2 separate regions of the Homo sapiens genome follow, and region 1 is linked to region 2. A link is a loop called in an ENCODE intact Hi-C map of the cell type or tissue named here. Cell type or tissue: Caco-2. All regions are shown on one strand. Each heading gives the region's core, and the rest is flanking DNA. Links, peaks and the distances in the headings are about the cores only.

Region 1 (11,296 bases), core at 1,223-9,222, 210 kb after region 2:
CTACAGGTACAGGCATGCGCCACGACGCCCTGCTAATTTTTTAATTTTTTGTAGAGACGGGGTTTCACCATGTTGCCAAGGCTGGTCTTGAACTCCTGACCTCAAGTAATCCTCCCACCTTGATCTCCCAAAGTGCTGGGATTACAGGCGTGAGCCACCACCCCCGGCCTTGTCTGGTTATTTGTCTCATTAAATGAAGCACTAAATCATGGTAAAACCATAAAGCACAGTGCAAAATAACTTCTCATTATTATTATTCCATTGCCTTGAGTCTGATTTGGAAAAATCATTTTAATGGTACGAACACTGAGAAACAGAACTGCCAATTACCTTACTCTAACCCATAGTTTATTAGTTATGTGCTTATAGCAGAGGAAAAAGTTATGTACAGACCCGTTTAAGAGCCTAAAATACAAAGTTTGAGGTGAAGGGGAAGAGGAAGATTTGGAATAAAAGAGGACAGACTTCCAATCCCTTCTATGTGGATTTCCAGGGAAGTGACAAGCGGAATACAAAAACAGGGAAAAGCTTTTATCAGTACTGGAAACTAGAGAGGGCATATACACTGTGAAAAATGTTGAGGAATTTCTGGATGCACTGCAGAGGCACAGAGCCCTGACCCCACCTCCTACCCCCAACACACAATTCCTTCCCACACACATATACATACAGAAGTCAGTGGAAGAGACCCTGATAGAAGGCCACTAGCACTTCCTTACATGGAAGGTGGGTGCAGACCAAGGGGTGGGCAGTCACATGATGTCCACCTAGAGACTTCCCTTGGAAGGGGGGCCGCATGGTCATTTAGGCAGAGGAGTAGAGTTCCTGGCAGAGATGGTCCGTCTGCCCCAAAATAAAGTTGCCAACGATGTCAGTCTAAAACTGCTTCTTCACTCTCTGCACCCCCATTCCCACAGGTTCTGGACTTCTGATGAAGTGATGCAAATTTACATCAAATGTAAATATTCCCTGTTCTTGTCATTTGAACCTGAAGGATTTGTGCAGTTCCCCATATCAATTTCTGCTAGATCTCACCTCAACTCCTACTTTATTACAAGATAGTAAGCAATAACACAGCTTTGTCTATAAGGATGAACAAATACAGTAAAAGCCTGTATAGCCAACCTGCACTAAATGACTATACATTTAACCAGTGCTCCCTATGTCCTCAGGGAAACATACTGGCTGATACCAGGCATGCTCAGTGCTCCTGGATCGCAGCCTCCTCCCTCGTAAGCCTGTAGGCTTCTACTCCCAGCAATTGCATGGTTCGCTTACCAACAGGCAATTGATAGAAAAGTTGTGCCACTTGTATTTGTTATTATAATCATATTTAATTAAATATGTTGTCTGATGAATGTGACAATAAAAATAGTTACATTAAAAATTAGGTTGAATCCTTTTAAAGAATCAATACAGATATGTTGCTAAGATAATCTGCTCTTAAACTGTATATGACAAGTGTTAATGGCAGGGAAAAATAGTAAAAATACACCAGGATTCTTTACTCATTGTATCACAGTGTCTTTAAGATCTTGCTCCTGTCTAAAGAAACTGAAACTGGAAATCATAGGTAATTCATAATGAGTATGGTTTATGAAAGAGAGATGATTTGAATAATTAGTGGACCCATTTTGGAAGAAAATGTCTTGATCCTAAAGGATTGGTTAATAGAATGCACATTGGAGTTTTATTTTAAAAGATGTGTCTATATTGTTTTTATGATTCTACACCTTAACCAGCTTCTTTAGATTAACCAAGCAACTACTGATTCTGAGCACAAGATGTAAGAAGGCTACTCCCAAGAAGCCTACTCACAAGAAGGCTACTCCCAAAAACAAATCAACAGAGCTATTAAAAGAGATTATGGTTTGGCTGGGCACAGTGGCTCATGCCTGTAATCCCAGCATTTTGGGAGGCCAAGGCAGGTGGATCACTTGAGGTCAGGAGTTCCAGACCAGCCTGGCCAACATGATAAAACCCCATTTCTACTAAAAATACAAAAACTAGTTGGGTGTGGTGGCACATGCCTGTAATCCCAGCTTCTTGGGAGGCTGAGGCGCTGCAATCGCTTAAACCTGGGAGGCAGAAGCTGTAATGAGCCCAGATCGTGTGACTGCACTCCAGCTGGGCAACAAAGCAAGACTCCATCTCAAAAAAAGATATTATGGTTCAAACAGAGAGGATAGACCTGAAAAAAATAGTAGAAAATGCTTCCCTTTGATTTCCTACAAGGGAGAGAAGAAATTTTAAAATGTTTGGAAACTAATTTGCCAAATGATCATCTTCTTACTGACTAACTCAACGAATGAACAATTCACTGAGCAATCATCTGGCAAATCCTTTACACAGGGTTTAGAGCAATTTCTCATAGCCATTGCACCAGGGCACAGGAAGGTGCAGAAGCAGGAGCAATAGGGACAGAGGCAAAAGTAATTAAGACAAAAAACAGTGCTTTAAAAAATAAACAAACAAATGGAAAACACTTGACCATCCCGTAGAAAATGTTGACCATTCTAAAAATTCTCAGAGTCTGGAATGTGAAAAACAGGCAAAGTTCATATTAAACAGCAGTTGGCCAATGCATGCCCAGGAAGAGAACAGCAGTGATGACAGGGACAAAGTAAAAAATATAAACCTCAATTTTTCAGCAAAATCATTATTTGGTCAAGTGATTTTTGCAGAATTAGCTTTGGTGAGCTGGTCATTTACCAAATGGTCTTTGGTATATTCATGTTGGGTGAAGTAGCCAGCTTCCAAGGTAAAAAGGAGAGCCTTCTGGCTTGAGCGAAGGAATCACTTAACTCCAAAGTCAGTTCCATAGGGTAAGGGACAATATCTATTTGGTTTACTCTGCACTTACCCCAAGGCCCAACACATACCAGACACTCAAAAACTATGTTTCATGAATAAATGTTGAAGACTAATAATTAACAGAAAGGTTTTATACATAGGTCAGGGCCCAGAGAGGCAAGAGCCTTGAGTGTTATGCTGTGCATGCTGCGACTTACCCTATCTGTAAAAAGGAACTCATTGAAGGCTTCTGAGCAGCAAAGTAACATGACTGAAAGAAGTGGCAGGAAGAGTAACCTGTTTTTAATTAGCAGAATACACTTAAAGAGAAGAAACTGCAACCCAAATGTCTCTCAGTGGATGAATGAATAAACAAAATGTGGCATAGACATATAATGGAATATTATTCAGCCTTAAAAAGGAAGGAAATTCTGACACATGCTACAACATAGATGAACTTTGAGGACATTATGCAAAGTGAAACAAGCCAGCCACAAAAGGACCTATATTGTATACTTCCACTTATATGAGGTACTTTGAGTAGTTAAATTCATAGAGATAGAAAGTAGAATAGTGGCTGCCAGAAGCTGGGAGGAGGGGAAATAGGTAATTAGTGTTTAATGGGTACAGAGTTTCTGTTTAGGAAGATGAAACATTTCTCGAGATGGATGATGGTGATGGTTGCAGAACAATGGGAATATACTTAGTGCCACTGAACTGTGCACTTCAAAATGGTTAAAATGGTCAATTTTATGTTATGTGTATTCTACCACAATACAAATAATCTGGAAGTCAAAGAGAACATGGCTAGATTGGAAAATTGCATTTTTCTATATGACCAGAGCAAACAGTTTTAAGGGTACAAGAGTTGAGTTAGAGTGATCATCAGCAAGTCATGAAGGGCCCTAGCAACTCTGATTAAGGGTGTGGACTTGGTACTGATATTTGAGTAATTCTAACTAAAATGTTCCTACTCACTAATAGGGGGTAAAAGAGGAGAAAACGCTAATAGGATGATTCAAGAAGCTATGTCATTCATGCGTGGTCTAATCCAGGGTCTTGGTAATAGAAACAGAAAGGAAGAAAAGAATGGTTATCATAGGCATCACAAAGGAAGTATAGATACTATTTTGATTGATTGGATCGGGGAAGGGGTTGAGAACAAGGAAACATCAAAGTTTTTCACCTGGGGAACTGGAAAATAAATGGTAACATTAAAAGAAAAGGTATGGCCTTAAAGGAAGATGTGGTTTATAGGTAAAAGCGATGATTTCCCTATTTGACATGTTACATAGGAGGTGACAATGGAAAATCAAAACAGAGAAGTCTAGTAAGCAGCTGGAGATGTCAGAAAATGATGAACAAAGTATAACTAGTTCAAACTACCAAAGGTAGGCTGAGGACAGACCCCTTACCATATAGCAGCTGGTAAATTAATAATAGTCTTCAAATATGGTGGTGAACAAACTGTCTTCATTGAAAATGACTGATTACTAAGAAAGTTGTTGAAAAGGTAATAAAATAACACTACGTACATCCTTCTGCCTAAAATTAGGCCCAGTTTTATTTAGATGAAGTACAATGTCCTCTATATCTCATGGACAATGTCCTGGAATCACATCGCTTACTGAAATACTTTTTGAAATATATGTCCTCGGATGGAGAAGTGGAATCAAAAGAGAAAACTTCAGAATCTATGCTATCAACTTTTCTTTTTTTTTATCCTCAAATGAGTTATGTTTGCCTCGCACTAATAACTTTTATTTCACTCAAATTAGAGCAATAATCTTCCACACATAAGTATCTTCCCTGCCCAATAATTCAAAGAAAAAAATCCAAAATGATTAGTAAAGAAAAATATAAGAATTAACAGACCCTTTAAATTTGTTTTAAATATTTTGAAGATTTAAAAAGTGTTTAAAGTTTGTAATTCCTAGTAGGAAAACATTATCTGAATGAATACCCTAATGGCAAACCACTGTAAAATGCTTCAGCTGCATTTGGGGGAGAGGGGTAGGGATTATCTTCAAAGCACCCCAGCTCTCTTGATGAGAAGGTCAGAGGTACATTGGTTTGTATTATTGCGACATCCATAATGTGATCTAGGTTGCTTTTCCTTCAGCAAGGGCTTTATTTATCAGAAGGGCGTTATGCTTGACCTCCAAATTTGGCTGACAATTTACTGATGAGATTCATAACCTTTGGGTTGCTCTGGTACTTTGACATATTTGCTGGGTTCTGAGCCACATCCTGGAAGGCCACCATAACTTCTGGATCCTGCATGGCTGCAAGAACCTCTGGATCACTAAGAATTTCATTGAGTCCAGGCATTCCGGCCATTCCAGGTATGCCCCCTCCCATTCCAGCCATTCCTCCAGGAAAATTACCAGGCATTCCCCCAGGAAAGCCACCTGGAAAAGAGCCATACTGAGCTCCTGACTGTCATCTGGCTTCTTCCTCCCTCTGGGCTCTCTCATGCTCTTTTCGAGCCTTCTTAACTCGTTCTATTCTTTCTTTGATCTCTCACTCTTCACGTTTTCGCTCATACTTTCTCTGATGTTCTGCAATTTTCTGTGCCCTAGGTTGAACTTCTTTCAGCATTGCACTAGCATCTTCATCATAATCGAATTTACAGGCAAGGGCAAGATCATGGGCTGCTTCTTCCCAGTGGCCTAGAAGTCTGTGTGCTTTCCCCCGCCTCTTGTAAGGCTGAGCTGAATCAGGATTTATTTCAATGGCTCTGTCACAGTCTCGGATGGCTGCATTTGGCTTCTGTAATTTGACGAAGACACTGGCCCTCTTGGCATACAAAATGGCCAAGCGAGGATTCAGCTTGATGGCATCTGTGAATAAGTCAATGGCTTTCTGGAGTTCACCATCATTTAGGGCTTCAATAGCAGCCACTTTTTTATCATTTGCCTGATCCATCACCTCCTCTGTTATCTCCGCATTTTCATCTCCCATTTCTTGAGGAGCATCAGTGTCTGGTTCAATCACACCTTCTTTATCAATTTCTAGATCACTTTCCTCACTTGATGGTTCGTCTGCCTTTAAGTCTTCCTCCACCTTACTATCAGGTTTTTCTTCCTTGGTATTTTCTTCTGATTTAGCTTTCTGAGTAGCAGTACCTCCCATGCTCTCCACCCACTCCCTCAGGAAGCGCATTTCCTGGGTGTGCAGAATGCTTGGATCCTTCTTACACATTTTCACAAAGGCCCGAAGCTCGTTCACTTTGCGGGGGTCCATGGTAGGGAGATGGTGGGCGAAGCCGGGGGGCTGCGGCCCGGTTCCAGGCCCAGGCGCTGGCTCGGCGTGACAGCGCAGAAGGGGGCGGCTGCCTATGCTATCAACTTTTCAAGCCAGGTTTCTCAATCCAGTTTTCTGAAATATTCAACCTGAGGTTGCCTAGTCTAGTATCAATATGCATTCATTCTAACAATATAATGTACAAAGGACTGTAAATACCCTATCCTTTGGTGATACTGTCATTCAACAAACATGTACTAAGAGCTCACTACAGATCCAGAGGCAGAATTAAGAGTGCCAGGAATGCAAAGAGGAATGCCACATATCCCATGCCTTAGAAAACCTCACAGTCTAGAGGGGAAAACAGGGTGAATGAAGCACTGACCCTGACCGAGCACACTTAGAACCTGATCCAGGTTCCTGGAAAAGTCTCCTAATACAAATGCTCACTTATAATGTTTACCTTAGTTTTTAGAAAGATTTGATCATATTAGTCGCTTGATTATAGAAAACCATTTTTTTGTTTTGTTTTTTCATTTTCTTTTGTTTTGAGATGGAGTCTCACTCTGTCTCCCAGGCTGGAGTGCAGTGGCGCGATCTCGGCTCACTGCAACCTCCGCCTCCCGGGTTCAAGCGATTCTCCTGCCTCAGCCTCCCGAGTAGCTGGGACTGCAGGCACGCATCACCACCCCCAGCTAATTTTTGTATTTTTAGTAGAGATGGGGTTTCACCATGTTGGCCAGGATGGTCTCCATCTCTTCACCTCGTGATCTGCCCGCCTCGGCCTCCCAAAGTGCTGGGATTATAGGCATGAGCCACCGCGCCCGGCCGATTATAGTAAACTGTTAAATCCAATTGTTACATCCTTGGATACATATGTAATATGTAATTATTATAATTATTACTTTAGATTATAGCGAGAGATAGGCAGTTAGCAAGAAAGGAAGGAATGAGCTATCAAGTTACCAAATTATTTTGAAGTTCCTCCCTACTTGAATTTTTAAAACTTTTTCTTTGATTAACCCACAATCAAAAACACTACTCAGTCCCTCCAGCTTTTGCAACTTTTACTGTCTATGTTCTTCAATCCAGCATGTAAAAAAGAAAGATTGATTCATTCTATGAACTAATTATTTCATTAATGTATCCTCAGATATCATGTCGGCTCCTCGAGGATAAGAATCACATCTTACTTTTCTTTTGTGACTCCTATGAGCCTAGAATGGTTCTTATAAATATTTACTTAATCTAATTAAAATAAATTATGTGCTTTAAAATCCTATTACATCATACTGTAGAACACTGCCAAATCAGTAATTAAACATGCCATCCTTGCTTAGTGCCAAATGATTTTTTCATTTTTTGTTGTTTTTTAATATCCAAAGTGTTACTTTTCTTTCTCACAGCTAGTTCCTACAACTCTGGAATTTACAGTATTTTCATATTTCCATAATGACACCTGCTGGTAGGAGAAGAATGGATGAACTGCAGGGATTTTATTCAACTACTTATAACCAGCCATTGTCCAGTCTGAAACAACTAATGTTCCTGCATATACAAAGAGTAAATCTCAATGACTCCAAATACCCAAGTACTAAAAATTTGAAAGAATAAGACAAGTGCTGTTTCAGTACTATTTTCCAACCAGAATTAAAATTTATTCCCATAATCTCTGTCCAAAACAAAATTGCTGCAATTAAGAGTAGTTATTAACAAAGGCCTCAAAATTATCAATTCAATTCTGTTAAATATTTTACTCCATTTGTAAATTGGCATTTAAATATGACTATTAAAGAGATTATCATTATAAGGAATAAGTTCTAGTATTTGATACTACAGTAGGGAAATTATAGTTAATGATAATTTATTGTATATTTCAAAATAACTAGAAGAGAAGAATTGCAATGTTCCCAACACAAAGAAAAAATAAATGTTTGAGGTGACAGATACCCCAATTACCCTGATTTGATCATTACACATTGTATACACATATCAAAAATCATATGTACCCCAAAAACACAACTATTAAAAATGAATAAGAAAATTTTAAAACAGATTATCATTCTCTGAAACTTTTTCTGTTCTTTCATATAATTAATTACTAGATCAAGGTTTAAGCGGACCAGAAGACAATGGATGGGACATTTGCTTCAGTGGTAACCTGCATATCATCTTGCCCTTGAGGAGCAAGTGAGGAGAAGCAGCAAGGCCAGCCACTCTGGAAACACTGCTGGATGCTGACTATGCCAGGTCTCCCGCAATACCCAAATAAGAGATGTGGCTGCTGGGTTCACCTGTCCTACACTGCAAGCTTCAAGAGGGATATGATGAGGCCGGGTACAGTGGCTCACAACTGTAATCCCAGCAGTTTGGGAGGCTGAGGGAGGAGGATTGCTTGAGTCCAGGAGTTCAAGATCAGCCTAGGCAACATAGTAAGACCCCAAGTCTACAAAAACATAAAACTGAAAAATTAGCCCGGTGGTAGTGCACAGCTGTAGTCCCAGTTACTCAGGAGGTACTGAGGTGGGAAGATCAGCTGAGCCCAGGAGGTCAAGGATAAGGCTGCAGTGAGCCACGATCACACCACTGCACTCCAGCTTGGGTGACAGAGTAAGACACTGTCCCAAAGAAAAAAAAAAAGAGGGAAAGGACTATGCATCCTCAGTGCTAGCACACTACCTGACACCTGACACAGAGTAAGCACCAATGAGTATTTTTAAACAAAGCGTGTGTGTAGGTAGGGACAGGGCTGGGGTTGGAGAGAAGGGTGTCAACAGATTTGATCCTGGGTAGACCTTGCCCAGACACCAAAATGTTAACCAGATTAGGTGGGTTCATTCTGACAATACCTGAGTGAGCTTATTTGACTCAATAGTTTAGAAAGCAGGCAAATTAACCAGATGGCCCCCAAATAAAATATGGATAATCTATATGCATAAAGGTTTTGTATACAGTTAATAGGTAAATGTATAACTCATCATGACACATATTACACAGACTTTTTCTTATTTCACTCACAATCCCTCTTCTGATGAGAAATCAGTCATGTGTGCTGGTGACAGGCGTCTTCAAACAATGTTTCTTCCTAACTGCCTGCAGGATAACGTCCAGACAGGCACTCACTCAGCTGACAGTTGACTTGTGGCTGTTTTGTCTTTGCAAGTATGCTAACTTCTCAGACTTCCCTGGACTTGCTTTGGTTTGACTTCTTTCACTCAGAGGAATCACTTGTGAGCAAAGTGTGAAACAGACTGCTTCTGATTCCCCATTTCAAAATGACTCCTATTCCTCCACAACAGCAGGCTAAGGGACATAATTATCAGGCTATTCATCAAAAGCTGCAATTTTCTTTTTCTTTTTTCTTTCTCTTTTTTTTTTTTTTTTTTTTGAGATGATGTCTCACTCTGTCACCCAGGCTGGAGTACAGTGGCGCAATCTCGGCTCACTGCAACTTCTGCCTCCTGGGTTCAAGCAATTCTCCTGCCTCAGCCTCCCAAGTAGCTGGGATTACAGGTGCCTGCCACCACGTGTGGCTAATTTTTGTATTTTTAGTAGAGACGGGGTTTCACCATGTTGGCCAGGCTGGTCTCGAACTCTTGACTTCAGGTGATCCATCCGCCTCGGCCTCCCAAACTGCTGGGATTACAGCTGTGAGCCACCGCGCCCAGCAAAAAGCTGCAATTTTGTTTCAAAAAGGAAAATCCTTTGGGCACTTTAAAAGGCTTTTTTTACTCCTACTGAATGTAGACTGTAAATCAATTCAATAAATGCTACAAACACCTACTATGTACTAGCCATGGCGGGCACTGAAAAAAGTAGTCTTGTGTCTTGTCCTTAAAGAAAAGAGTTCATAGTCCAGTATCATAGGTATTAACCCAGTCTGCTATGATGACTAAATCATACCCTGACAGCAAGTCAGTATTTAGCTAACCTGGGGTTCCCGTCCCATCCCCACCTCATAGAGGCTATCGCTGGTACATATAGCCAAAGCACACATATTGGAAAGAATGTGCTGCTCCAGGCTCATTAGGACACCCGTGAATGCCAAATCCTAGTTCCCAGACTCCTACATTTCAAGGGAATCCAGCACCTGGCCCAGGGCTTTGTTCATCAATATTTTTGATTGAAGAATGAAGCCATGTCAAAAAACTGCAGTGATTCAGAATAATGTAATCCTTGGGTCATACCAAATGAGTGTGTGTGTGTGTGTGTGTGTGTGTAGTGGCAGACACACTAAATTGGAATACTTTCAGCCCAATACTCTACACAGCTGATGAAGGCACTGCATACTTTGTTTTACATCTAGAGAAAACACCATTGTGATTCATTTTGTCTCGGGTTTATTAAAGACAAGAATCCCAGGGGAAACCCCAACTCTCTACCTACTACCCTCAGATCAAAATTCATTTTGAAAGGACAACGCATTTCCTCACCTGGGTCCCTGACCTAAGATAAATCTGTAAACCATCAGAGAGAGCTCAAGTGAAAAAAGGAAATTATATTTATTGAGTGTTTATCACATGCCAAGAAGTACACTGAGGGTTCCTTTAAGTCTCAACAATTCTGTGATGGATCAACATCCAAACTTGACAGCTGAGGACACCAAAATTCACAGAGGCTAAGAAACAAGCTGAAGTTACACAGCTCCTAGTGGTAGAATCAAGGCTGCTTCTTCCACTACAGCATGTTGCTTCCTCATCTCACAGGTACTGTCAGACTGCTATGAATATGTCCACAACATTGGTATGAAACAGGGCAAGTCCAGGCTTTATGAAACCTAAAGCATATGCAAATTTTGTGTCCCTCTTTAAGAAAAAATACATAAAATTAGATACAAATAATGAACATTTATTGAGAATGAGTACAGAAATCACACAACTTACAAACTTTTTTAAAGCTGGCAAATACCACAAATATTTTCTTTCAACTTATACTTATGGCATCCTTTTTGTTTCCTCTATCTCTTTCTTTCTTTTTTCTTTTTTTATTATTATACTTTAAGTTCTAGGATACATGTGCACAATGTGCAGGTTTGTTACATAGGTATACATGTGCCATGGTGGTTTGCCACACCCATCAACTCATCATTGACATTAGGTATTTCTCCTAATGCTATCTCTCCCCCAGCCCCCCACCCCCTAACAGGCCCCAATGTGTGTTGTTCCCCACCCTGTGTCCAAGTGTTCTCATTGTTCAGTTCCCACCTATGAGTGAGAACATGCAGTGTTTGGTTTTCTGTCTTTGTGATAGTTTGCTG
Region 2 (11,296 bases), core at 2,014-10,013:
GCCCCTGGTCTGTGGAAGAATTGTCTTCCACAAAACCTGTCCTCGGTGCCAAAAACATTGGGGACTGCTGGTTTACAATATACAGATATTACGATTATTTTTAGCAACTTCTTTTATATCCATATTATTTCTCTATACAGATTATATCTAAAAGTAGCAGGTCACTAATACTTCTCCTGTGTCTTCACTGGGCCTCCATTTCCTCATCTGTGAAGACAGAATAAAAACAACTGCTGCCAAAGTTGGGCACAAAATTGCATGTGTAAGGCACCTAACATTTGTGCCTATTGCACAATGCTGCTGGTCTGATTACAGAGTTAATAAGTTTTGTTTAATAAAAGGATGAAGAGGGAAATAGAGGAGTCATAAGGGTGAGGCAACAAAGTGTGGGTTCAAAGCAAGAGGCATCCAATCTGATAAGATTGAGCCTAAAAACAAAACAAAACAAAACAAAACAAAACCCAATGACCACAACAGCACTAATTGCTCAGAAATTAACCCGAAGACTCAGATAGCCAAATGAGGTGGTGTGGTGGAAGCAGTTGTAATGCTCCTGGCTAGACAGAGAATACATAGTAAGAATCTGTTGTGTGCACATACATTAAGAAATTAACAGGTGATGTTCCAGTTATAGGAATGGGAGCAACCAACAGAAATTTAGCCAGGAAAGGAGCTTGAGTATGTAGCACTGAATACTCTCTGCATATCTGGGTAGACTGTAACCTTGTCCATGTCCAGATAAGAACTAAATAAAGCTGACTCGTGATGCTTCTTAACCTCTATTCATCTGCTGATATAAGGGAGTCCATAACCCACCAGGAAAGGGGGCTCCACCCACTCAGAGTGGGCACTGATAACAAAAAACCCAGCAAAATGCTAAATGCATAGCAATCTACAAGAAACTCTTAGCTGACCAACTGTGAAAACATTTATAATCAGGGTTCTGAATTTTTTATTGATTGATGGGTGTGGAGAGAATAGATTTATTAATCAAGGTAATTAGCACTTGCTACCCACAACAAGCAAACCAGGAATCTCAGAGGCTTAGCAGGATAAAGGTTGCTTTGACAGGACATAAAGTTGCTGTTTGTTGGGCAGTGCTCCTGAAACTCACAGCTACACCATCTGGAACACACGGCCTCCAAGGTTGCCATACCCAAAAAAGAGAGCCACAGAGGAACCACACTGGCTCTTCACTGCCTCAACTCAGAAGATCTGCTCACACCCATTGGCCAGAACAAATCACATGGCCCTGAACTAACTGCTAGGGAGATTGGGGCATATAAAAATGCACACCATAAGCATTAACTATCTCTCCTGCAGAAAGAACTAGGTTCTTGCCCCCATTCCACTCCATTTTTCTCCTGCAGAAGTGATAGGAAGCAAACAGATAAGCTGTTCAAGCAAAGGGTCTGCTGTGAGGTGTGTTACATGGCCAGGGGTGAAAAAAATATGAAAATCTGGCCACGGTGATGGAGACACCTCAGTATTTATGGAAGGAATTTTGGAGCACTGCTCTCAATGACAGTATTCCTGTACCCAAATCTTTACACCCAAAAAGCTCTGAATATGTTCCAGTGTACTGAACATGTAACCAAGGGGTGGAAATAGGAAGGATCACACTTGTCATCACTCCCAGTGACCCACTGGGGGATTTCTGTCCTTCCTGCCCCCATAATTCTGGGTTCTGTAGGCTTTGACCCTAGAAGGGCACATTTTCGCCAGAGGACACAGCAAGTGTCCCACTGAACTATAATTTATGATTGTTCACAAGGCATGTTGGACTCCTAGTGTCCAGAAATCAGCAGGCAAAAAGGGTAGTCAACATATCATCTTATTATATGTCTGCAGGATCTGTAGTTATATCCCCTTTTTCATTCCTGATATTGATTATTTGTGTTCTTTTTCTCTTGATCAGTCTAGCTATGGTTCTATCAATTTTCTTGATCTTTTCAAGAATCAGTTTTACTCCTACCTGTGTCTTTATACTTAAACTGCATCTCTTATAACCAATATAGTTCCTCTAATGTTGTTTTATATTTTGTTGATATCTTTTCCTACCTTAATTAGTTCTACTCTTCTACTGCATTGGGATTTAACTTATTCTAATCTTTTGGCTTTTTAAGGTAGCCTTAGGTCATTAATTTAGACTTTTCTTCTTTTCTAATACAAGCACATAAAAATATAAATGTTCCTTTAATTACTGTAGTAACAGTTGCTTTAAAGTCTACATCTATTAATTCCAATATCTAGGTCATCTCAAGATTGATCTTCATTGATTATATTTTCTCTTCAGAATAGGTCAGGAATCTGGTTCCTGCTCTTTGTATGTTGGGTAATTCTGGATGGTTTCCTGGACACTGGGAATGTTTTGTTAGGGAGATTCTGCATTTCTGTTACACTTCTCCCGTCGAGTGTGATGTTTTTGTTTTGACAAAACTGCAAACTCTGTCTTTTGGGCAGTAGCTCTTATCTCAGTTAGGTCATTGACCCTTTACTGAGCTGCTTGCAGTGTGCCACATGCACACAAAGTTTGGGACTCAGCCAGAAAGTTGGGCACCTGATGCATGGAATTTGGGGCTCCCCTCTCTGGCACTCTTCTTTTAGAGGTTTCCTCTCACTTTCTTCTGGCTCTGGCTGCTCTCAACTTTTTCTTCTAGTTCGTCAGGCCAGAAAGACTATGGGCATTGTCTAAGGCCTGCTCTTAAGCTAAAAACCATAAATAGGGGAAGACACACCTTGTCTTATCCTTTCACACATGTGCCAACTAATCCCCATAATCTGCTTACAGTTACTCACCTTCAGATAGTTGTTCTTTGTATTGTTTATCTGTGGTCAGTCTGGTAGCAATTTAGCCATCCCAGAAGTGAAAATAAGTATGCACATTTTAAAGTAACAATTAGGCATAAGACATTTAAGTGTGTGAGTTAACTTTTTGTGTTCATTTTTCCACAATAAGAAGACTTAGAGGAGCAAAAGAACACAAGACAGCTTGGAAGTGGAGAATAAGTTTCTGGAAATTGAGAAAACACAGAAAAGGAGGTAGAGGCACCACGACAGCATAATTATGGGCTGAGTTGATTCTCGGTCCAGTCTGGCAAGAGTGATGAAGGTTACTGGTAAACATGTGGAGAGCCACATGCTGTGCTCCATACCTGCTCTTTGTCCCCCAGCCCCACTCTCCACTCTCACCTGCTGTCTGCCCTGGAGGCCAATCTATATGAAAACTGTGTCAAGGGTTCCCTTTTCCTCTGGCTTCCATTTGCATTCAACCAGTGGAGAATACCTGCAGGAGATTAAAGGGAGGGAGGAAAGTGAGGTCAGGATATTTTTCCCCCAAGATCTCTCCCTGGTAGGTTTCTGTGACTTGATTGCATTCCTCCACCAAAGGCCACATTAACTATCAGGCAGCCCTCTCAAAAACCTCTCTAGGTGCTGGTAAACACTCCTTTCCTTCCACCCTTCTGGCTTAGTGTTGGTAATGGCCCTCTACTGGGGCGCTGCAACATCCCTTGTTGCTTTTCCTAAATCCTGCGCACACTTTTGTAAACAGTTCCTTTATTAAACTCTTCCCAGCATGAGCGCACCATCTGTTTCCTGCCAGGATCCTGATGGATAGAGCACGCTCAGAAAAACAACTTTAACAGGGCCTTAGAAACAGGATGGTAAAATATCAGCCCACTGTCAAGGAGGGGAGAACACATTAAATACCTCCAAAATAATAACTCATAAGCTTTATTCACATGTATTGCCTAATTTAATGCATTTAACAACACTCAGATTACATAGGTAATGATATCATTTCCATTTAAAGTTGAGAAAATTGAGACTCTAAAGCAGGTGGGCCACTGGGATTCCCTGACCTTCTTTAGGCTATAAATCCTCTTATCTCCCCACTACCCCTAACCCATTTCATTCAGACAACACACACCACCAACGCTGAAATGTAGAGCTCTCCAACTTCTGGGGCAGCCAGGACATTTTTAAAGTCCTTGAAGCCCAGGAAGGGTGTGGTCATCCCAACTTTGCTCTGCTTCTGTTAAAATCCAAATGCTAGAAAAATAGTCCGTGGTAAATTCAGCCAGTTTGGAGACCTGAGCATATTGTTCAGAGACCCCTCTTGCATTTATTTTAAAGAAACTATTTTTAAAAACTAAAATGCAATATGGGAGTTGTAGTGTGTACAGCTCACTGAAGTATTCCTTAAACATCACTCCAGGGCTCCACAGGAGTTCCCAAGCTTCAGGTTGTGAAACTCATGATACAGAATTTAAGTCAGCAGAATAGATTAAGACCTCAGGCTCTGGGAATGGGCAGATCTGAGTTCCTTTACAACATTTGCTAGCAGCCATATTCTAGGCAAGCTGCAGAATTTTTCTTATCTTCAGTTTTCTCATCTGTAAAATGGAGATAATAATAATACCTACATCATAATGTTAAATAAATTAAATAAGCTCAGTCATTTTAAGTGCTTAATACAGAGCCTGGCTCACTATAATCACTCAATAAAATACAGCCAACATTAATATTCAGATTCAAATTCACAGCAAAGATTCATCTTATTATAATATGGCATGTAAATATTAAAAGAAAAATGTCTTTAAATCCTTCTGGACACATATTAAAGCTTCCCAATTGGGAATTTACAAAGAAATAGCCTTAAGAGTATCCAACATTGCTCCCATTTCCATTTCAATAAAAGACTCCAGAAGTTGCTGGTCCTCTAAATAAGCCTTGTCATTTCCTTAAGTAAACTTTCCATACCACTGGGTATAAAATGTAACAGAAAGCTATGTGCTCAATTTATTTTATAGTTTCTTACTTATTGTTTTCCATTTCCTGTTTCAAAGCTGTAAACGTTCCTTAAACTGCAGCTAAAATTACTATTGCCATTGAATTACCTAATTTCTTAGTGTAGAGTCTGGATTGGAGGGCACTCCACCCCCAGTGGGCTACAAGCGGCATGTTGCTAAGCAAGGGCTGTGCAGTTCACTCTTGCACGTGGTTCTGACTTTGCCATTTGATGCAGGTGGGTTCTTTCTGCAAATTGCTCATTAGAAAATCTGGATCCAGATTTTAACCATGGAAGTTATTCTAGAAATATTTAAGGACTGATTGATCCACCAGAAATGGGAACATTTTTACCATATTTGGTCATCGTTCACAGGGAGACCAGAGTTCTCCCTTGTAAAGGCTTTCAACCTATTAAATATTTTATCTCCAAATTCCAGTGAGTCTTTGGAAAAACCTCCAATCTATCCTTCCCCCTTCAGTCAAGGCCAGGATCATGGAGCCCTGCCCTCTAAGATTGACCCATGGAAAGCTCAGGGAAGCGTACTCCTCAGACATCAGTGTCCAGGCACAAGCAAGGCCTTCTGGGGACATCATTCCGTGGAGCTGGGTGCAAGGCCAATGTCTAATCTATTCCAAGAATCAGAACCTAGTTAATGTCTCTCACACACTCCTCTAGAAATGACCATAAAGTTAATGCCATAATCAAATATTTGGGTTTTTTGTTTATTGGTTTGTTTTGTGCCTCCTTCATAATCAATCTCTATTCTGAAAAATGAGAAGTAAACTGCAGCTGTTGGGATTTTCTGCAGATGGTCTCGAGATGGACAGCAAGGTCCCCAACATAAGACTCTATACACTTATGATAATTTTTGTCAGCCATAAACAGATATAATCTCAACCACAATGACTTTAGGCATCCCAAGGCTTCAATCAAATAAGTTTAGATGTCCAAGTATTCAATTTTTATTTAAAATATCACCAGAACTTCAGTGACTCTGAAAACCAATCTTTCATTTTTCCTTAATGGTACCACTGGCTGATCAGACAGACAGGACTCCTGATATTCTAAGTATAAAGGTTATTAAACTGTTAGGCAAACTGTCTTCAGCGAAAAACAGGTTTCAGTTTTCAGTAACCCAAAATAGCATACCACCGTGGCCACTGTGATCTTAGGTAGATCCACCACCGGTGAGGGAATCACTAAAAAAAATGGAAGCTACAGAGTAGTGTTGCCTCAAGCCCTGTGAGCCACCAAGCCTTGATGCCAGAAAGTCTGGATATCATGCAAAGTAGCTGGAAAGCAGGCTACCTGTTGCATGGTGGTGAACTGACGGCATCATCAGGCATTCTGCCCTCCCCACCACAATCTAAATATCAGCAGATGAAATAAACTCGGCGCCAGTGCTGAAGTGGCTCCAACTGTCTCCATCATCAGACACACCCCCTGGCCCTGGCCACTGGGAGGTGCCCCAGAGACAGCAGGTGGGGCTTCTGCTCTCTAAATACAGGAGGCCCTTTCAGCTTCTGCTCTAAGCTCCTTTTAAACCACCACTGGAGATTGGAAAAATCAAAACTTCACAGCAGTGATAAGAGCACTGAAAAGAAGCAGATTTCCTGAGTCTTGAAAGGAAGGGGAATTGGAAGATAATATTTTTCTCACTGCTGTGCCTGTGTTTTCTTAGGCCCAGCTAAATCCAAGGCGGTCTCTCCCAGGCCTAGGCTCTCCGGAGGACTGCGCGCAGGCAGCTGCCGAGGGAACAAGGGAACTTGCTGCCCAAAATGTGTAGCTGCGAGTCCAAGAAAAGGACACAAAATCCTCAGGAAGAAGGTGTGTAATATTTTTGTTGAATCAAATCGTGATTGTGTAAGGGGAAAAAAGACACACATAAAAGGCTATTTAGCGTTTGGCAAAAAGGGGGAAAAAAGAGCTTTCTGTGTTCAGTACAAACTCACTTCAAGGGAGCTGTAGATCAAATTACCAGCCTGTGACATGTGGAGATTGGCTGAGCAGCGGGCTGACAGTAACTCAAATTCCAAAGCTTCTGGACTGTTCCCGAGCCCATAAACTACACAGAAAATGATCCTGTTTGCTGAATTATTTTCAGTTGCAACAGCTGCTGTAACAACTCAGAGAATTTTAATATGTATATACAGGGCTGATGAGTAACCACTTCAAATATTCTGCAATGGGGTCTCATCTTCCCTTTCAATCCTTTTAGGTGGAGGTGCTAGAGCTGCTGTGAGGGGCCCAGAAAAATGAATGGGCATGGGTGCATGTTCAGGGGTTCACACAAGGAGTAGAATTAGAACTGGAATTCTGAGGGGAAGATCCACAGGAGGAAAAGAAATGTATCTTTTCACAATAAACATATACGTATGCATGACTTTTATAATTCAAAAAGTGAATTTTTTAAAAAATCTGGATAAACCCCATATATCATCATGATTAAGAAAGTATCCAATAAAAAAGGTTCGGAAATTAATTTGAATTTAACAAGTGAGTTTGCAATTTAATTTACTAAGAGGTGAGTATATGAGTGGCATTACAGAGTCTACAGACAAGGTTTGGTTGGCACCTGTGTTTATGGACCTCTTGTAATAAATCAAGGGAACATGGGGATGAGGCCCAGGCTGTACTGGAGCAGGGATTGCAATTGCCAGACAGTCCAGGTAAGGACTTATTTATTCATTTGGGCTGGCACAGGGCTTTAAAGCATTGGAATCTGAATGTCTTTAAGTGGGAATGCACCCTTCATTGTGACAGCAACCACCACACGTCTTTATTCTACATCCTGGATTTGCACATCCACATGCATGGTCCCTAAGGCATTTGAGTTTCCAACACCTGCTGTCCAACCCCATCACTTCCATTTCTGATCAGGAAGTCAAACGTCAGGATATCAGTGAGTGAGAAAGGAGAAAACTGTGTTGGAAAGTAAATGAAACAAATTAACAGAATAACAAAATTGATAAGCACCATTCTAGCAGTATATCAGTTTGTTGGGGCTGCCCTTAACAAAGTATCACAACTGGGTGACTTAAACAACAGAAATGTATTTTCTTGCAATTCTGGAGGCTGGAAGTCCAAGATCAAGGTGTTGACTGGCAGGGTTGGTTTCCTCTGAGCCTGTGTCCTTGACTTACAGATGATTGACTTCTCTGCATGTCTTCACATGGTCTTTCCTTTATGCATGCATATCTGTGTCCTAATCTCCTCTTCCTGTAAGGACTTCAGTCATATTGGATTAGGGCCCACCCATATGACCCCCTTTTCCCTTCATTACCTTTTTAAAGGCCCTATCTCTAAATATAGTCACATTTTGAGGTATTGGGGGATAGGACTTCAACGTACAAATGGTCAGTAGGTTACTATTCAAAGAAGAAAAAGTTGTCTATACTCTCTCTCTCTCTATATATATATATAAATATATAATCAATATTGGCCCACAAAAACATTCCCCCTACAAAACCTTCTTTAGCCAAACCAACCCATAATTAATCATAATACAGAGATTCACAAACTCTTCCATTTATACTCCTGGGAGTCTTAGAGGATGTCTCAAAACAGCCTTCAATAAGCATAAAATTCCTTTGGCATCTCCCTTTTGCAGGCTATTCCAAAATATACCCATGTTTATTTTAATATAAAAGTAACTTCCCTCAAGTCTACTCACACTTTAGGAAATTGCACTATGTTCTGCTTGTGGCTTTGTGTTCTTTTTGACAAACCATATCTAGGCCTAGGGGTAACCACTAAGCCCCATTCCCCTCTCTGCAGCAGGGGTGGAGAGAGGGGATCTCCTGTTGTCTTCCTGCCTCAGAGCCACACCTGTCCTGGGCCATTAGAAATTTCTCCTGCAGATCTCCTGCCATTGCACTTGGTATTTCTGTTATTGTTGTTGTTTTCATGAGAATTTCAATGGCAAGATGGAAAAGGGCAAATCTCTCCATTTTAGATTATCACGTAATTTATGAGAGGACTATGAGTTTAATGTTAATATGAGTTTTTTTGGGAACCAACAGTGAAGGTGTGAGGTATCTGATAAGGGGGCTAGGCAGGTGACCAGAGAGAACACAAGCTCTGCAACTTCAATCTCATCATCTTGGCCAATATATACAGGCTGTTCCTTTCCCCAGCCAGCATCCAGGACCAGAGGCATTACCTGGTTTTATAAAATAGTAAACGCATAAATTTTATAAAGCAGTAAACAATAAAAATATAAAATAGGAACTAAAAAGTTATGACAAAAATACAGAAAAACAGATAATAATATAAATAATACTCAAGTTAAGACCAAAAATTGAAAAACAGATAATAAAGATAAAAATTGTTTTGTTTTTGTGTTTTTTTTTGTATTTTCTAACTTTTACCATGAAAATGTTCAAACCAACAAAAAAGTTGAATAGTGAAATCAATGCCTATATATCTTTCAATTCAATAATCGTTAATATTTTACCTCATTTACTTTCTCCATCTCTCTCATGAATGGCCTAAGGATAAGGATATTCTCCTACATAACCCTGATACCATTACCACACCTAAGAAAGTGAACCATTATTCCAGTTCATATTCAAATCTCCACAATTGTCCTAAGAATATCTTTGCTTGCTGTGTTTTGTTTTGTTTTGTTTTGTTTTTGTACCAGCATCTAATTCAGGTTCCGAAGTTGCTTGTGGTTAATTCTTGTTCCCTTTTACTCTAGGATGGTCTCACCCTATCTTTTGCTCCCCCCATACCATTGCCTCTCTTTGGAGAGAATGTGTCCCTATGCTATTGTGTAACTTTTTCTATATCCCCTATATATAGGAAAAAAAGAACTTTTTAAAAGTGGATTAAAAAAATGAAAAATGTTAACCCTAAGGCAGCATTAAAGAAAATAATTATTAAATGTAATTAAGCAAGTAGAATACAAAAATAAGAAAAAGAATTGAAAATATTGGACAATACAACTTATCTTAGAAATAATTTTTAGCAATAAAAATTTCAGAATGATAAATTTAAAAGGAACTAAAACTTTGGGTATAAAACTGGATAACATAAGAATGAAAATCTAATTTAATAAAAGGAAAAGGTCTAAGAACATGTATATTTATAAAAGGGGGATAATAATAGGCCTACATGTATTAACATAAGGTGAGTGTTTAGAGCAGTGCCTGGTACATTCTGATGGCTATGTAACTGTTTTCTATGATTGTCATCATCATCATCACCACCAGATAAAATGGATATTGAAAAGCAAAAGTTACAACAGGAAACCTAAAGTATTTATGAGGAAATAAAGAGAAGATAATATTATAATGAGCAAGAATAAAAATCCCCAGTCAGTAAAACACTTCCATTGAACCCCCACGCAATTCACAACATTGTCATTCAGGAGACGAAAAGGGGGCAAATACCCTGGAAAAGTCCACCAGCCTCCTGGTGACAGGTAAGGGTCTGGGAATTTGCACCTGTGTCCATACACTTCTGTGTACCTATCACAAATGACAGCAACTGTTTTAGAGCAAAGGACACATCACCACATGAACATCTCGGAAATGACAGAGGCTGGGTCACTTATGAGGGCCTCCCACACCAGCACAAATTCTGCACCACCCACCCACAGTTGCTGCCATGCCAGCCCAGGAAGAGTCCCAGCCACTAGAAGAGAAGGAAGACATGCATCTGCACTCCTGCACACCTAGAGGCTGCTTCCCGCAACTAAGTAAGCATTCTCTTGGAAAAAAAAAAAAATAGAATGTGGAGATCTAAGACATTCAACTTTTTGAGGCTTTCCCCAAGTTTGTCCATATAACAAAAGAAAATCTCCACATAGAGATTTTGAAATTGCTTCCAAATTCACAAGTGTGGCAGTTACTCCCTTCTCTCCTACACCTGATCATCCTTCTCCAACAACACAAACACACACACACACACACACAGCCCTCCCAACCTCTCGACACTCTCATAGCTCTTAGTCCCTAGAGTGTGGCCTTTGTCTCTCTTCTCCTCTACTGCTAACCTGTTAAGGGTCAATTATAGAGCACAAGCTTTGGGGACTAATCCATAAATTTGCAAAGCTGGCCACTTGTTTAAAAACAACAACAATCTTAGATAAATTTGTTTTGGCTTCAAGTTTCCCCAAATTCTTTGGTCCAGACATGATTGTTAACAGATCACAAAACTTTCTGGAGGAAGAAAGTGTTCTAGCTGGAATGATGACAGTCACACGGCTTCCCAAAAGTTCTGAGGAGAAGCACAACATGGAGAAGTACAGGTCAATTTTGCCAATTTGAAACGCTCTGCAGCCCTTTGCCTGCCATGGGCCTGGTCAGAGCTCTCAAATGGCCCCATCTCTCTTATCTCAGACAACAAATGCTCTGTGCTGCTTTCCTGAGTCTCCATTTTTCTACCTGGGATTAAAGAGTTCCAAGGGCCCCTTCAGCTCCAAAAAACTGGGTTGCAAATAGAACCCGAGCTCTAGTTCATTTACTAAACTGCACTGCACATCCAGACCACTTA

What was found. Peaks named below come from ENCODE experiments on the same cell type or tissue, not always from the same donor. Only the 100,000 strongest peaks of a DNase experiment are listed, where the experiment ranks them.
Region 1: a loop joins it to region 2, with 4 times the contacts of the local background. A loop is called at or near these places in 3 of 110 quality-filtered maps.

Annotation. Positions count from the first base shown.
Region 1 is chr13:50,166,832-50,178,127 of GRCh38, reverse strand. All of the region lies in intron 2 of DLEU1 (deleted in lymphocytic leukemia 1), which reads right to left. It also overlaps the pseudogene ST13P4. Among named protein-coding and RNA genes, the nearest start is that of DLEU2, 47 kb to the right of the region's middle. In Caco-2, for the core only: no CTCF peak of the experiment used is centred there; no DNase peak of the experiment used is centred there.
Region 2 is chr13:50,382,188-50,393,483 of GRCh38, reverse strand. It overlaps DLEU1 (deleted in lymphocytic leukemia 1), which reads right to left. Exons shown (of 7, transcript NR_109974.1): 3 at 3,193-3,286. Among named protein-coding and RNA genes, the nearest start is that of DLEU1-AS1, 140 kb to the left of the region's middle. In Caco-2, for the core only: no CTCF peak of the experiment used is centred there; a DNase peak (open chromatin) is centred at 6,243.